Linked DNA regions of Homo sapiens: region 1 is linked to region 2. Evidence: read pairs that join two places in POLR2A ChIA-PET (ENCODE). Cell type or tissue: Panc1. All regions are shown on one strand.

Evidence for each region. Peaks named below come from ENCODE experiments on the same cell type or tissue, not always from the same donor. Only the 100,000 strongest peaks of a DNase experiment are listed, where the experiment ranks them.
Region 1: POLR2A ChIA-PET joins it to region 2 with 6 read pairs; 2 of 35 experiments call an interaction of 5 or more read pairs at or near these places.

Annotation. Positions count from the first base shown.
Region 1 is chr10:103,823,078-103,831,077 of GRCh38, forward strand. All of the region lies in intron 1 of SH3PXD2A (SH3 and PX domains 2A), which reads right to left. Among named protein-coding and RNA genes, the nearest start is that of SH3PXD2A, 28 kb to the right of the region's middle. In Panc1, no CTCF peak of the experiment used is centred here; no DNase peak of the experiment used is centred here.
Region 2 is chr10:103,524,011-103,532,010 of GRCh38, forward strand. All of the region lies in intron 1 of NEURL1 (neuralized E3 ubiquitin protein ligase 1), which reads left to right. Among named protein-coding and RNA genes, the nearest start is that of NEURL1-AS1, 11 kb to the left of the region's middle. RefSeq lists enhancers at 3,573-4,073, 4,074-4,574. In Panc1, no CTCF peak of the experiment used is centred here; a DNase peak (open chromatin) is centred at 3,641.

The DNA of each region.
Region 1 (8,000 bases), 300 kb after region 2:
GCTAGGAATTTATCTTGGGGAATAAATTCACAAAAGTGTGTCAAGTTATATGTTCAAAGATGTTTTTGGCAGGATCCATCAAGTTGTCCTGGGAATCCTCAGAATAAATACTTTGCAACTGTCTCAAAATCTAGGTAGCCTAGGTTTGCTGACAGGGAGAGAGGATGTGCCACGGATGCCATGAGAAAAGCAGCGTGCAGAAAAATCCGTCTCTTTTGCAGAAGTCACCTTGAAGGCAATGCTGGCTTTGTGTAAGAAGGTGGCATTCCTGATTCAGGCCAGAGTTGACCCTTAACACCCACCTTGATTGAGACTGGCTTTAACCACTGCCCTTACAGGGTTGGGAGCATTATTCTGGCTGGCCTCATCACTGGGCTCCACCATTTCATGGCAACTGAGGCACAGAGGGAGGCCACCCTAGCAAGTTCCATGTGCTAGGCTCTGCACTGGAGACAGCCATACATCATTAAGCCCATGTAACCCATATACAAATCCTTGGGATGGGTACAAGCCCATCTAACAGAAGAAGATGCTGAGGGTCCAAAAGGATCAGTGACTTGCCCAAGGTCACACAGCTGGGATGTATTAACAGTAGAGCTTGGATTCCAGTCCCGGTGGGACTGATTCCAAACCCTGTGTTTTGTCCCTGCCTCATGGCGTGGCCTCACACTACAACTCACAGACTTTGGAAAGCTGAGGGAGCTTGGTGAGCCTAGGGAGTGGGAGGCAGGGAGGTGCCTGCAGACATGGCTGAGATGAGGGAAAGAAGGGCAGCGGGCAGGGGACAGGCTTCAGCTGGGACAGCCATGCCAGGCCAGTCAGCGTGTCAAGGCCGCACTCACTCCTGCAGAACAATGAAAAGAGACATCTCAGCACCCACACCCTAATGCCTCACTCGAGAGTGTCCCCTGAGATGTGTCCCTCATATTGTCCCTTGCCAGCTGACGGCCACTCCCCAACCCCTGGGAGGAAATGTATTGGCTTGCGGGGCTATTTTGAAGCTCTGAGGAATGTGCCTGACCTGGCACTCCCCTGGGAAACCCCTCATCCACTGACTGGCTCAGACCAAGCACCCTCCTTCTGCAGAAACCTCCAGGTGGCCCCAAGGGGAGGGTGGGCAGGCATGGAGTTTGTTTCTTTCGGTGGCTTGGAGCTTTGATTTCCTCGTCTTTAAAATGGGAAGGCATGAGGAAGGGCAGAGTTGGGAAATAACTGCAAGCTCTCCCTTAGCTTCTAATATTCTCTGTTCTCTGGGCTTTTCTGTGGCCAGGGGAGGTTTATTTGGAGGAATGCTGAAGCAGTCCCGAACTCAGCCCTTGCCCAGGCAAGTCCAGCTTCCAGCACAGAGGCTGGGTCAACCCGGAGGGGAAGCCACACAGCATCCACCGAGCCTCTGAGAACATTTTCCTTATCCTGATCTGAATCTACTTCCTGCTAATGCCCGCCCATACCCACTAGTTCTGCCTCTGGGGCCACAGAGAACATATCAAAATCCTCTCCTGAAAGAGGACATTTCACATAGCCCCTCTCCCGGCATCCCCTCGGCTTGAGGATAACCAGCCCTACTTCCTGTGGCTTCTGGTGACCAGTCCTGTGTCTCCACCATCCAGGCTGCCCTCCTACCCTGCTCTCATAAAATGTACACCAGGACCTGAATCCAACCTTCACCTGTGTAGACCAGGTGTAGACAGGCAGAGAGGGCAGAATGGAAGCAACTCTTGCCATGTCATCTCTCTATTTTTTGAGATACAGTCTCACTCCATCACCCTGGCTGGAGTGCAGTGGCACGATTTCTGCTCACTGCAACCTCCACCTCCCGGATTCAAGCAATTCTCGTGCCTCAGCCCCCTGAGTAGCTGGAGTTACAGAAGTGCACCACCAAGCTTGGCTAATTTTTGTATTTTTGTAGAGATAGGGTTTCGCCAAGTTATCCTGGCTGGTCTTGAACTCCTGGGCTCAAGTAATCCACCGGCTTAGGCCTCCCAAAGTGCTGAGCCATTGTGCCCAGCCTCTCTCTAAACTTTCTAAATCCTAAACCTCTACAAATGCATTCCAAGAAATGTGAATTCTGTGAATGCATCCCTAGGATTTGGAGAGGCATTTATACTGCTGGCTTCTGCTGGCTCCCAAACAACCCCAACCCTGACACCTCACACACCTGCTTCCATGAAAACCAAACCTCCTGCTGCCTACACTTGGGCCGCTGATTTCATCAGCGCCCATTACATTTTCTTTTCCTAGGACAGTATCATTTGTTGAGAATTTACTCAAGGTATAATGGCTGTTAACAGGCGTTGCAGGGAGGAGGGAAAGGGGAGTTATTATTTAATTGATACAGTTTCAATTTTGCAAGAGGTGGGTGTTTTATTCTTTTTGATGCTAATAAAAATGGAATTGTTTTCTTAATTTCCTCTTTGAATTGTTCATTCGAAACTCATTACATTTACATCTGTTCAGTTCTAAGCACTCTCTCTCCTTCCTCCCTGGTCACCTGTAAATGTGAACAGGATGCCATCAAAATATCATCCAAGTCACTGACCAACATTCCAGGTCAGAGACAGAGCATAGAGTCCTGTGGCATGCCCCTAGAGACTCTCCTTCCGGACAGCACTGACACACTTGGCTTAGTTCTGTATGAAGCTGAGAACAGGGTGCTCCTGGGTAAAACACAGCATCCGTAACAAATTTTTTTTTTTTTTTTTTTGAGACGGAGTCTCGCTCTGTCACCCAGGCTGGGGTGCAGTGGCGCAATCTCAGCTCACCGCAAGCTCCACCTCCCGGGTTCTCGCCATTCTCCTGCCTCAGCCTCCTGAGTAGCTGGGACTACAGGCTCCCGCCACCACGCCCGGCTAATTTTTTGTATTTTTAGTAGAGATAGGGTTTCACCATGTTAGCCAGGATGGTCTCAATCTCCTGACCTCGTGATCGGCCCACCTCGGCCTCCCAAAGTGCTGGGATTACAGGCGTGAGCCACCGTGCACGGCCAATTATTTTATTTTTCAAACCTAAGAGGAGCTCCCAATATGAAAGTATTGTCAGCAAGTTTTCTCATAAAATGAGAAATCTTGTAAATTAAACAAATCACAAATTGGCCTGCTTTGCACATCCAGAGTTTCATGACCTCTAGCTAATAAAGATGCCCATGTTTGCTCAGGTCACCATGTGTTGGGCTCCTGGCTGGGCATTTCAGGCACATCCATGCTATCATCATCCCTATTCTCCAAGTGAGGATACTTGGGCTCAGAGAGGTTCGGTGACTTGCCTAAGGTCACACAGATATAAACCCAGATGCATGTCCAGGTCTGTTGGACTCCAAAACTGTTCTTTCCACTGTGTGGTGCTGCCTCTCAGGTTTCCTTAAGGAGGCTGCACCTGTTTACATATTCTCTCCAGACTAAGCCCAGAACTCCATCCCAGGCCTCCAGCAGACTCCCCAGCTCCTGCAGGTGATCAAACAGCTTCAGATCTACTGAGAAACATGCAGATCCTAGGAGACAGAGGATCCCAGGATTCTGATGGAACTGGCTGTCCATGCTAGAATTTTCCCCCTAGTGAGTGTAATTCCTTCCAGGTCCCGGAGCACATTTTAGAGCCGGGCACTTTGTAATTCTGGTTAATGTCAGTCATCTCAGCTACTCTGTAACATCCCTTCTCTCCAGGCATGAAATTGTTTTGGTTCACCCGTGAATCTTCAGCACCTGATATGGTGTGTGGCACACAGTAGGCACTTAATAAATGCTGGTTGGAAGAGCAAAAGATCAGATGAGATAACGGACATGGCCATGCTTTTCATAAGGTTGGCAAAGGGTAGCATGGTCACCATTAGGTAATTAGGAAACCCTGCCTGGAGGATGCTTCGGCCCGGCTAATGGAGGGATAACTCGTAGAATGAGCAAGAGGTAGGGAGAGACCCACAGGGCATGGAAGTGATCAAGGGATGAATCCAGTTCCTTCCACAGGAGGATGTCCCCAGGCGAATCTGTCATCCTGACAGGTCCACAACCATTGCAGATGACCACATTGAATAAATCAGCCAGGGAGCTCAGGGTGGATGAGGGGTGGGAGGGAGATGTCACCTCTTCGGAGCCATGGAAACTAGGCCCTCAGCAAGTTCATGTACACCAAGGCGATGTATTTGGGATGGTGATAAAAACTGGGCCACTTCTGGGCGGGGCTGGTGGAATTCCTGCTGCTCCTCAGGCCCACTCCTCTTCCTTTCCCTCAGCCTGGAATGCCCACTCCCTCCTTTCTCCCTTCTCACCTCTCACCCATCCTTCAAGGCCTTCACTCCCGGTAACACTACGGAAATGGAGTGTCTATCATGGTATCATGCAAAGAGAATGTGGTTTGGAGTTAGAAAGACATGTGGGTTCAGGCCCAGCTCCACCACCCATGAGCTGTGTGGTGTTGGGCAAGCTACATGACTCTCTGAGCCTCAGTCCTGTATTTGTAAAGTGAACCTCACAGGAGTGCTTTGAGAATTAAAGAGGTCATGGACACATAGGTACATAGCACACCGCCTGGCACACCACATTCTCAGTGCACCGTGACTTCCTTCCAGCCCCTTCCTAGACATCCCATGCGGTTTGTGGTACCCAGTTCTGCTGGGCCTGGTGGATTATTTGTCCATGCAAGGAGCTCTGCTCTCTACAACTAGACTATGAGCTTTTGAAGGAGGGGCTATGCCATCTCTGCATAGTCCTCAGATAGAGCAGTACTGAAGTCATGGGGCCTAGATTTGAATTCCGGCTCTGCCACACAGTCTACGTGACCATGGGCAGACGTCCCAACACCTGCCAGAGCCACTGGTTCCTCAGCTGTAAAACGGGGATGACAAGAGTGGATGAGAACAGTCGTGCCCCGCAGAGGACTGCTGTGAGGCTCTAGGAAGGTGCACAGAGCCTGGCCTGGTTCCCTGTGCAGAATTACAGCTCGGTAAATGCTGGAGACCATGATCATCATCCCTGCAGGGCCTGGCACGGCAGGCAGGGGCACTGGCACATCTTTTGGGAGAGAGGAAAGTCTACGTAATAAGATGCTACAGTTCTCTGTTTTTGTATTTTGGGTAATGGGGATGATGGGTAGGTAGCCAGACTCTAGGCAGGAAGCGAATGCTTACGCTAGGGAGAGAAAGTTAGTAAGCGAGTGTGAGTGCCAGGTCCCAAATCAGCTGAAGGAACAAGAGTCCATTCTCCACACCTGGGAGTTCTTCCTGATGATTCATGAACAACATTCTCATGTTGCAAGTCCAGTGAGCGATTTTACCACCACTCCTCAAATGAGCTTCCCCAAGCTCATTAAAGTAAGCAGCTCAGCAGCTCAGAATTTGGTCAGCTTGGAAGCATCACCCTCCCTGGGGGTGGCCCTGAGATAACCCAACCTAACTTTTTAATTAAAACAAGTTGACTCCTGGGTCTCCTTCCATGAAAGTCAGGCTGCTTGGCCCTACAGACTTTTCAGGCTTCACAAGCTCTACCTGGTGGTGGAAAGTGGGTGGGAGAAGCCAAACTTCTTATCACTCAATATTCCACTTCCAGAGTCAGGGAGCCCTCCTGGCTGAGATGCTGCCGAGATCCCAAGGGCAGGGCCTCTGCTAGAGCCATCAGCCCTATGGCCAAGTGTCTATCTTCATTTCAGACCAGGATGAGGAATCTCTTCCTGTGAATCTGCCTTTTGGGTCTTTGGAGAACAAAGACTGTTTGTGTTCTGTACTTCGTCCTCTCTCCTCCTAACCTCTCCCCCAGCCCTAGTCACAGTTGGACGATTGCTTGGGTGAGCCACGATACATACGTTGGTGCATTCATTTATTTCCCAGTTGAAAGGTGGTGTTGCGATTTCTGCAGCTGCATCTGGAATACACACACACTTGCTTTTTTTAATGGGGCAGTCACCCGTTGCAGCTCAAGCTGTCTTGATGGTTCTTCCACCCTTTTGAAGTCTCCACCACATCTTTTGCCTACTGAGTGGGAAGTTCCATGCTGCTGGGTTCTTATTTTCTTAACACAGTGGAAATATTTGGCCTTTTCCATAATATTTGGCTCTCCTGGTACAATACATAGACAGCACTTTTTAATGTTGTGATTTCAAGGGACTGTTTATTTAATAGTGATCTGTAGGATACCACACACTGCTGTGGGAGGCCAGCCCTGCAGACAGGGTGGGGTGCAAACAAAGGAGCCATCTAGAATTCTGTGCTCCTAACCCACTTCTGGGAGGCACGCAGGCATCCGATCTTCTCTTAAAGACTGTAATTTATTATGCCTCTTTTAAGTTAAAGAGGCTCTCTGAGTTACTCCCTTAAGACCCCCTACCCCAGAAAGCAATAAAGGCGACTAAAATGAACATTTGTGAGGGTAAGAAGGTAATGCCACTTTTAAAAGGAAGGATTTTGTTTGTTTTTTTAAATAGGTCTGGTTCTAGCCTTTGAAGATGATGGATTAACATGTAATCCTGTGTCAACCACCCAGCAAGTATTTACTGAGCACCTGCTAAGTGCAAAGCTCCATGAAGCAAGGCAGTGCAAGGACGGAGGGAGGCAGGAAAGGGCAGAAAGACCGTGATGCCGCCTGTGCAGAGTTTATAATGTAATCAATCAGACAATCACATAACATGCGCATAACATAGGACCTAAAGCTATGCTTAAGCCTTGCTGGAACAAGGCAAGGTAAAAGCAAGGACAAAAAAGGTAAGACTTCAGTAATGGTCCACTCCAGCAATACAGTTAGGACTAATTATCCATTGAATGGCTCAGGCCAAAAGTCGGGTTGCATTAGGTAGGATTCTTTTACATATAATTATCCCCAGCAAATAAGACCAACTTATTTCCACTTGCAAGCAAAGCTACAGGTCCCAATTTAAACAGAGCTAAATCCCAAAACTGGCTTCTGTGAATGGGTGACATCTGGGGAAGGTCTGCAGCTCCACCCCCACCCCAGGTAGACTCAGGTGAAGCAATACCTCTCAGGGGCCATTTCTGGAGCAATCCACAAGAATGGCCAGTGAGGCTTCCAGGCCCTGAGCAAAGAGGGGAAAACAAGATAAGAGAGGTTTATTTCGGATTAAGTAAAAAAACAAAGGAGGCTTAGTTTTGAAAAACTGGCTGAGTTCTTAAGATAATGGAGGAAGGTTTCGGGTTTCTGGTCCTATCAGTGAGAACTGGGTAGGAAATTATAAAAAGAACTTTCATTCCAGACAAGGGAGACAGGCCAGGAAGGAATGATAGGAAGAGATTAAAACTCACTATGTCTTCCAATGTAGGCTGAATCGGTCCTTAGGGAGAAGTGCCAATAGGCTGGAAGGTCTTCCGGGTATTACCAAGTGTTGATGAGGATGTAGGAGAGCTGGGAACCCTCATGCACACAGACTGCATTTAAGTAAATACTGTCATATGGCTTTTCAGTAGCAATCCCACTCCTGGAGAAATCTTTGTGGAGGTTTTAGGGCTGCAATATATAAGGATGTCTGCTGCTGCAATGTTTGCAGTAGAGGGTGTTGGAGGCAAGCAACTTCAGCGTCCATCAAGAGGGAGAATGAGTAAGTGTGGTGGACATGAGTATGGAATACCATGCAGCAGTCAGAAGCAATAAAGTAGAGGCATACAACCACTTAAATGGATCTTATAAATATAGTATTGAGTAAAAAGGGAGATTACCAAACAAAATCAATAGCATAACACCATGTATATAGATTACCAACCACACACACCAACAGCATAACCTATTTTCTGAGGACACACAGGCTTAGGTTAAACAAATTAGAGAGGATGGCTAAGAGGAAAAGGGATAGGATTGAGGATTAGGGCTAAAAGAAAAAATAAAAATAAGTCAGGATGAGGGTTTGCAATGGTGAGAATACGCAATAAATTGAAAAATAGGATGAATTTCCCCAGTTGGTCAGAAGAACCAACACATGATCTACATTTTTAGGTGGGAACAGTCATAATACAAGACAGGTGCGAAGCATCCTTCCAGTCTGTGTTTGCATGCTTTTACTACAAACAT
Region 2 (8,000 bases):
CCTTGATACTGTTTTCCATAATGGCTGTACTAATTTACATTCCCGCCTGCAGAAAGAGTTCCCCTTTCTCTGCCTCCTTGCCAGCATTTGTAATTTTTTGTTTATTTTGATAATGGCCACTATAACTGGGGTGCAATGATATTTCATTGTCATTTTGATTTGCATATCCCTGATGGTTAGTGATGTTGAACATTTAAAAATATATACTTGTTGGTTTTGTCTGCATTCTTTTGAGAGATATCTATTCAGCTCATCTGCCTGTTTTTTAATTGGAGGATTTTTGTTTGTTTTTTGCTGTTGAGTTGTTTGAGTCCCTTGTATATTCTGGATATTAACCCCTTGTCAGATGAATAGTTTGCAAATATTTTCTCCTATTCTGCAGGTGATCTCTTCATTCTCTTGATTATTTCCCTTGCTGTGCAGAAACATTTTAGTTTGATATAATTTCATTTGTCTACTTTTGCTTTTGTTGCCCGTGCTTTGAGGTTTTCTTTATAAAATCTTTGCCCAGACCAATGTCCTGAAGCATTTCTTCTATGTTTTCTTCTAGTAGTTTTATGGTTTTGGGTCTTACATTTAAGTCTTTAGCCAATTTTAAGTTGATTTTTATATATGGTGAGAGATACGGCTCTAGTTTCATTTTTCTGCATATGGATATCCAGTTTTCCTAGCATCATTTGTTGAAAAGACTGTTCCATCCCCAGTGAATGTTCTTGTCACCTTTATTGAAAATCAGTTTTGCTATAAATACATGGGTTTATGTCTGGATTTCCTATTCTGTTCCATTGGTCTATGTGTCTGTTTTTATGCCAGTGCCATGTTGTTTTGGTCTTTTTAATATATTTTGAGGTCTGGTAGTGTGATATGTCTAGCTTTGTCCTTTTTGCTCAGGATTGCTTTGGCTATATGGGGGGTGGGGTCCATAGAATTTTTAGGATTGTTTTTTCTATTTCTGTGAAGAATGTCTTTGGTATTTTGTTGTGAGTTGCATTGAATCTGTAGATTGCTTTGGGTGGTATGGTAATGTTCACAATATTAATTCTTTTAATCCATAAACATGGATGTCTTTCAGTTTTTTTATGTCCTCTTCAATTTTTTTCATCAGTGTTTAACAGTTCTTATTGTAGAGATCTTTCACTTCTTTGGTTGAATTTATTCCTAGATTTTTTTTTTGTAGTTATTGTAAATGGGATTGCTGTGTTTCTTTTTCTGCTAGTTTGTTGTTGGTGTATAGAAATGCTACTGATTTTTGTATGTTGATTTTGTATTCTGAAATTTTACTGAATTCATTTATTAGTTCTCAGAGTTTTTTTGGTGGAGTTTTTTTTCTTTCTTTCTTTCTTTTTTCTTTTTTTTTTTTTGAGACAGACTTTCACTCTGTTGCCCAGGCTGGAGTGCAGTGGCATCACCTCGGCCCACTACAACCTCCTCCTCCTGGGTTCAAGCCATTCTCCTGCCTCAGCAACCCAAGTAGCTGGGATTACAGGTGTGCGCTACAATGCTGGGCCACTTTTTGTATTTTTAGTAGATATGGAGTTTCACCATGTTGGCCAGGCTGGTCTCCAACTCTTGACCTCAAGTGATCCACCAGCCTCCTCCTCCCAAAGTGCTGGGATTACAGGTGTGAGCCATCGTGACTGTAAGTCTTTTGTTTTTCTATATATGATAGTTTATATGCAAATAGGGACAATCTGACTTCCTGTTGTCTAATATGGATGCTCTTTATTTTTTTCTCTTCCTTAATTGCTCTGGCTAGTACTTCCACTACTGTGGTGAATAAAAGTGGTAATAGTGGGCTTTCTTGTCTTGTTTTGGATCTTGGAGAAAAAGCTTTCAACTTATCCCCTTTCAGTATGATGTTGGCTATGATTTTGTGCTATGTGGCCTTTACTGTGTTGAGATATACTCCTTCTATACCTAACTTGTTGAGAGTTTTTATCATGAAGGGATGTTGAATTTTATCAAGTACTTTTTGTGCATCTATTGAGAGGAGCATATGGTTTTTGTCCTTCATTCTGTTGATGTGATATATTGTGTTTATTGACTTGTGTATGTTGTATCCCTGAGATAAATTCTGCTTGATCATGGTGAATCATCTTTTTGATGTGCTGCTAAATTTGGTTGACCAGTATTTTGTTGAGGATTTTTTGCTTCTATATTTACCAGAGATATTGGCCTGTAGCTTTCTTTTTTTTGTTGTGTACTTGTTTGGTTTTGGTATAGGGTAATGCTGGCCTCATTGAATAAGTTTAGAAGAATTCTTTCCCCCTTAATTTTCTGGAAGAGTTTGAGAAGAATTGGCATTAGTTTTTCTTCAGATGTTTGGTAGAATTCAGCAGCGAGGCCATCAGGTCCTGTGCTTTTCTTTGATGGAAGACTTATTATAGATTCAATATTGTTACTTGGAACTGGTCTGTTCTGGTTTTATATTTCTTCTTGGTTCAATCTTGGTAGATTTCATGTGTCCAGGAATTTCTCAATTTCTGCTAGGTTTTCTTTTCTTTTCTTTTCTTTTTTTTTTGAGACAGTCTCACTCTGTCACTCAGGCTGGAGTGCAGTGGCACGATGTCAGCTCACTGCAACCTCTGCCTCCTGGTTTCAAGTGATTCTCCGGCCTCAGCCTCCCAAGGAGCTGGGATTACAGGTGCGTACCACCATGCCCGGGTAATTTTTGTATTTTTAGTAGAGATGGGGTTTCACCATGTTGGTCAGGCTGGTCTTGAACTCCTGACGTCATGATCCACCTGCCTTGGCCTCCCAAGGTGCTGGGATTACAGGCATGAGCCACCACGCTGGCTGGTTTTCTTTTATTTTTCTGCATATGAATGCCAGGTTATAGCGACTAGGCTTTCTAATTTGTTTGTGTATAGTTGTTTGTAATAGTCTCTAATGATCCTTTGTATTTCTGTGGTATCATCTTTTTTTTTTTTTAAGTAAAAGCAAGTTTATTAGAGAAGTAAAGAAACAAAAGAATGGCTACTGCATAGACAGAGCAGCCCTGAGGGCTCCTGGTTGGCTATTTTTATGGTTATTTCTTATCATATGCTAAATTAGGGGTGGATTATTCGAGTTTTCCAGGAAAGGGGCAGACAATGCCTGGAACTGAGAGTTCCTCCTCCCTTTAGACCATATAGGGTAACTTAGGGATGTTGCCATGGCATTTGTAAACTGTTATGGCACTGGTGGGAGTGTCTTTTTAGTATGCTATTGGCACTTTCATTGCTATCTTGGTTTTGGTAGGTTTTGACTGGCTGGATTTTTTTATTGCACTTTTTTTCTTTTTTTTTTGGTTTTTTTTTTTTGAGGCAGAGTCTCGCTCTGTTGCCCAGGCTGGAGTGCCCTGACACAATCTTGGCTCACAGCAACCTCTACCTCCCAGGTTCAAGCGATTCTCCTGCTTCAGCCTTCCAAGTAGCTGGGATTACAGGCATGCACAACCATGCCAGGCTAATTTTTATATTTGTAGCAGAGATGGGGTTTCACCATGTTGGCCAGGCTGGTCTTGAACTCCTGACCTCAGGTGATCTGCCCACCTTGGCCTCCCAAAGTGCTGGGATTACAGGCATGAGTCACTGCACCTGGCCTATTGTATCTCGTTTCATCAGCAGGGTCTTCGTGACTTGTATCTTGTGATTCCCTATCTCATCCTGTGACTAAGAATGCCTAACCTCCTGGGAATGCAGCCCAGCATATCTCAGTCTCATTTTACCCAGGCCCTGTTGAAGATGGAGTGGCTCTGGTTTGAACACCTCTGACATATTTCTCCCTCCATTTTACAAGGGGACCCTTAATCCTATGGGTTGTAGAGGGATGAATATCTATCTTCTCTAACTTCTGCTGGCTGAATAGGGGTGATGATATTTCTATCTATTAGGGTCTCTTGTATTTAGAGTAGAGAGGAGCTCAGTCAGAAAACATTGGTATAAAGGCCGGGCACAATGGCTCACGCCTGTAATCCCAGCACTTTGGGAGGCCGAGGTGGACCAATCATCTCAGGTCAGGAGTTTGAGACCAGCCTGGCCAACATGGTGAAACCCTGTCACTAGTAAAAATACAAAAATTAGGCCAGGCACGTTGGCTCATGCCTGTAATCCCAGTACTTTGGGAGGCTGAGGTGGGTGGATCACCTGAGGTCAGGAATTTGAGACCAGCCTGGCCAACCTGGTGAAACCCCATCTCTACTAAAAATACAAAAATTAGCTGGGCGTGGTGGCAGGTGCCTGTAATCCCAGCTACTCAAAGGCTGAGGCAGGAGAATCACCTGAACCCGGTAGGCGGATGTTGCAGTGAGCTAAGATTGCACCATTGCACTCCAGCCTGGGCAACAGAGTGAAACTCTGTCTCAAAAGAACAGAAAGAAAAAAAAATACAAAAATTAGCCAGGTGTGGTGGTGTGTGCCTATAGTCCCAGCTATTTAGGAGGCTGAGACAGGAGAATCGCTTGAACCCGGGAGGCGGAGGTTGCAGTGAGCTGAGGTAGTGCCACTGCACTCCAGCCTGGGCAATAGAGCGTGACTCCGTCTCAAAAAAAAAAAAAAAAGAAAAGAAAAAGAAAATGTTGGTATGGTGAGGGTCATTCATAACTCTGACTTCTGACAAAAGGTGATATCAGGAAGAAGAATAAGTGTTCAATTTAAGAAATTGTTGAGTAAGCTTATCCTGCATTCCTGCACAAAGAGTACAACAGCAATATGTTTCACAACAGTAAATCAATATAAGTAAAAGCATTCCAACCAAACTAAATGATAAGTTTAGTTTGCAGTCACAGGTATTTGACTGTGACTTGCCCAGTTCCTGGAAAGAACTGGGAACTTCCCAGGAACTGGAACTGGGCAAGTGTTGGAACCAAGGAACTGGGCAAGTGTTGGAACCAAGCTGATTTGGGGTTGCTACCCAATTCCAGTATATGCCCATAATTAGAAGACTGATCCAGATTTTTATATTACCTATTTCTCTTGTTTCTTCTGAGCAGCAGCCAGAAATCACTAACTGATTCACAGAAATAAGCAGGGTCAATCTAAATTGCAGAAAAAAACTAAAAAACAGCAAATAAGACTAGACTCTAATAACAGGTGTACCATAGTTTTTGAAATACAAATTTTCTCTCTCCAGTCTTCATTTTTATTAAAACCAAATCATGGTTTCATTTGCAAAATAAGCTTTAGTCTTATTATAATTGTCTTGATTGTTTGTAGAAGTGCAGCAAGAATAATTATTTGCCATATAGGCACCTTTTAAAATTGCCTTTGATGGATCTTTGTTCGATAAGGAATCATGGATTAGACTTTTTAAAGCCTTGAGCCGAGCCATGGGTTTGTGACTGCAAATACCTGTATGAGCTGGGTAAATTTCTCTCCTCTCGAGGTCCCAAGATAACTTGGGGCTCCTAAGCCTGCCAGAAAATGACATTCTATACTTACCACAGGTGAGGAACCCTGTACAGGGACTGTGTAGACAAGATATGAGGCCAGTTTTCCCAAGGGGCTTTTATTCCTTAAAGGAATCTGTTTATATCTGAAAGAATGCCATTCCAGTCAAAGCCTTGGTAAAAGAACCAGTCTCCAACTGTGTTCTGTTACAAAAGAAAACAGTTGCTTTTTGCACTTATGTAAATAACTATATTGCCATAAGTTAAGAATACTCACAAATAGTTTCCAAATTCTGGAGAAATCAAATAGAGAGAAAGAAATATGCTCCAAGTTTTGCTTACAGGAGGATTCTTTACTCAATTGCTAAAAGCTGTAAATAATTGAAAAGTTTTCTTGACTCCAAAGTTGGCCAATTGATGCTGCAATCTATTTTCTTTGGGTCAGGGGTCTCTTCAGTATCATCCCTTTGTGATTCACCATGGAAGATGTTACTGGAAAGCGGTCACAATTCAGACCCCAAGAGAGGGTTCTTGGATCTTATGCAAGAAAAAATTTGGGGTGAGTCCACAGAGTAAAGTGAAAGCAAGTCTATTAGAGAAGTAAAGAAACAAAAGAGTGGCTACTCCACAGCCAGAGCAGCCTCTGTGGTATCAGTTGTAATGTCTCTGTTTTGATTTCTGATTTTATGTATTTGGGTCTTTTATCTTTTTTTCTTGGTTAGTCTAGCTAATGGCTTGTCAATTATGTTTATTCTCTCAAAAAAAACCAACTTTTTTTGTCAATCTTTTGTGTTTTCTTTAGTCTCAATTTATTTTATTTCTACTCTGGTCTTTACTATACCTTTCCCACTACTAACTTTGTGTTTTGTTTGTTCTTTCTTTTCTAGTGCCTTGAGATACTTCACTAGATTTTTTTTTTTACTGTATTCATTTATTCCTATAAACTTTCCTCATAATACTGCTTTTGCTGTATCCTATAGGTTTTGCTTTGTTGTGTTTCTATTTTTATATGTTTCAAGACATTTTTAAATTTTCTTCTTAATTTCTGTATTGACCCATTGATTGTTCAGGATCATGTTATTTAATTTCTATGTATTTGTACAATTTCACAAATTGTTGTTACTGATTTCTAGTTTTGTTTAATTATGGTCAGAAATGATAGTTGATATGATTTCAATTCTTTTTTTTTTTTTTCTCTGTCACCCAGGCTGGAGTGCAGTGGCACGATTTGGGCTCACTGCAACCTCTGCCTCCCAGGTTCAAACAATTCTCCTGCTTCAGCCTCCTGGCTAGCAGAGATTACAGGTGTGCGCCACCACAGCCAGCTAATTTTTGTGTTATTAGTAGAGACGGGGTTTCACTGTGTTGGCCAGGCTGGTCTGTAACTCCCGACCTCAGGTGATCCACCTGCCTCAGCCTCCCAAAGTTCTGGGATTACAGGATGAGCCACCACACCTGGCCATGATTTCGGTTCTTTTAGAATTGTTGAGACTTGTTTTGTGGCCTAAAATGTGGTCTATCCTGGACAATGTTCTATGTGCTGATAAAAATAATATGTATTTGCCTGGGCGTGGTGGCTTATGCCTATAATCCCAGCACTTTGGGAGGCTGAGCAGGTGGATCAAGAGGTCAGGAGTTCAAGACCAGCTTGGTCAATATGGTGACACCCTGTCTCTACTAAAAATACAAAAATTAGCCAGGTGTGGTGGTGTGTGCGTGTAATCCCAGCTACTTGGGAGGCTGAGGCAGGAGAATTGCTTGAACCCAGGAGGCGGAGGTTGCAGTGAGCCAAGATTGTACCACTGCACTCCAGCCTGGGCAACAAAGCAAGACCCTGTCTCAAAAAAAAAATGTGTTCTAGAGCTGTTTGATGAAATGTTTTGTAAATGTCTTTACATAGTGCAGTTTAAATTTAATGTTTCTTTGTTGATTTCCTATCTAGATGATCTATCCAATGCCAAGAGTAAGGTGTTGAAGTCCCTAACCATTATTATATTGGGTTCTGTCTCTACTTTTTGAAACATTTTTATTTTTTTTATTTATTAGAGGTGGAGTCTTGCTATGTTGCCCAGGCTGGTCTTGAACTCCTGGCCTCAAGCTACCCTCCTGCTGTGGCCTTCCAAAGTGCTGGGATTACAGATGTGAGCACCATGTCTGGCCCCCACTTTTTTTGAGACAGGGTCTCACTTTATTGCCCAGAGTGAAGTGCAGTAGCATGGTCATAGCTCACTGCATCCTCAAACTCCTTGGGCTCAAGTGATCCTCCTGCCTCAGCCTCCTAAGTGCATACTACCATTCCTGGCTTTTTCTTTTTTTTTTTTAGTAGAGATGAAGTCTCACTATGTTGCCCAGGCTGGTCTTGAACTTCTGGCCTCAAATAACCCTTCTGCCTCAGTCTCCCAAAGTGCTGGGATTACAGGCATGAGCCACTGTGCCTGGCCTCTGTCTCTCCCTTTAGATCTAATAATTTATGCTTTATATATCTGGATGCTCCATTGTTTGGCACATATAATTTATGATTGTTATGTCCTCTTGCTGAATTGATCCCTTTATCATTATATAATGACCTTGTCTCTATTTACCATTTTGACTTAAAGCCTGCTTTATCTGATGTTAAGCATAGCTTTTCCTG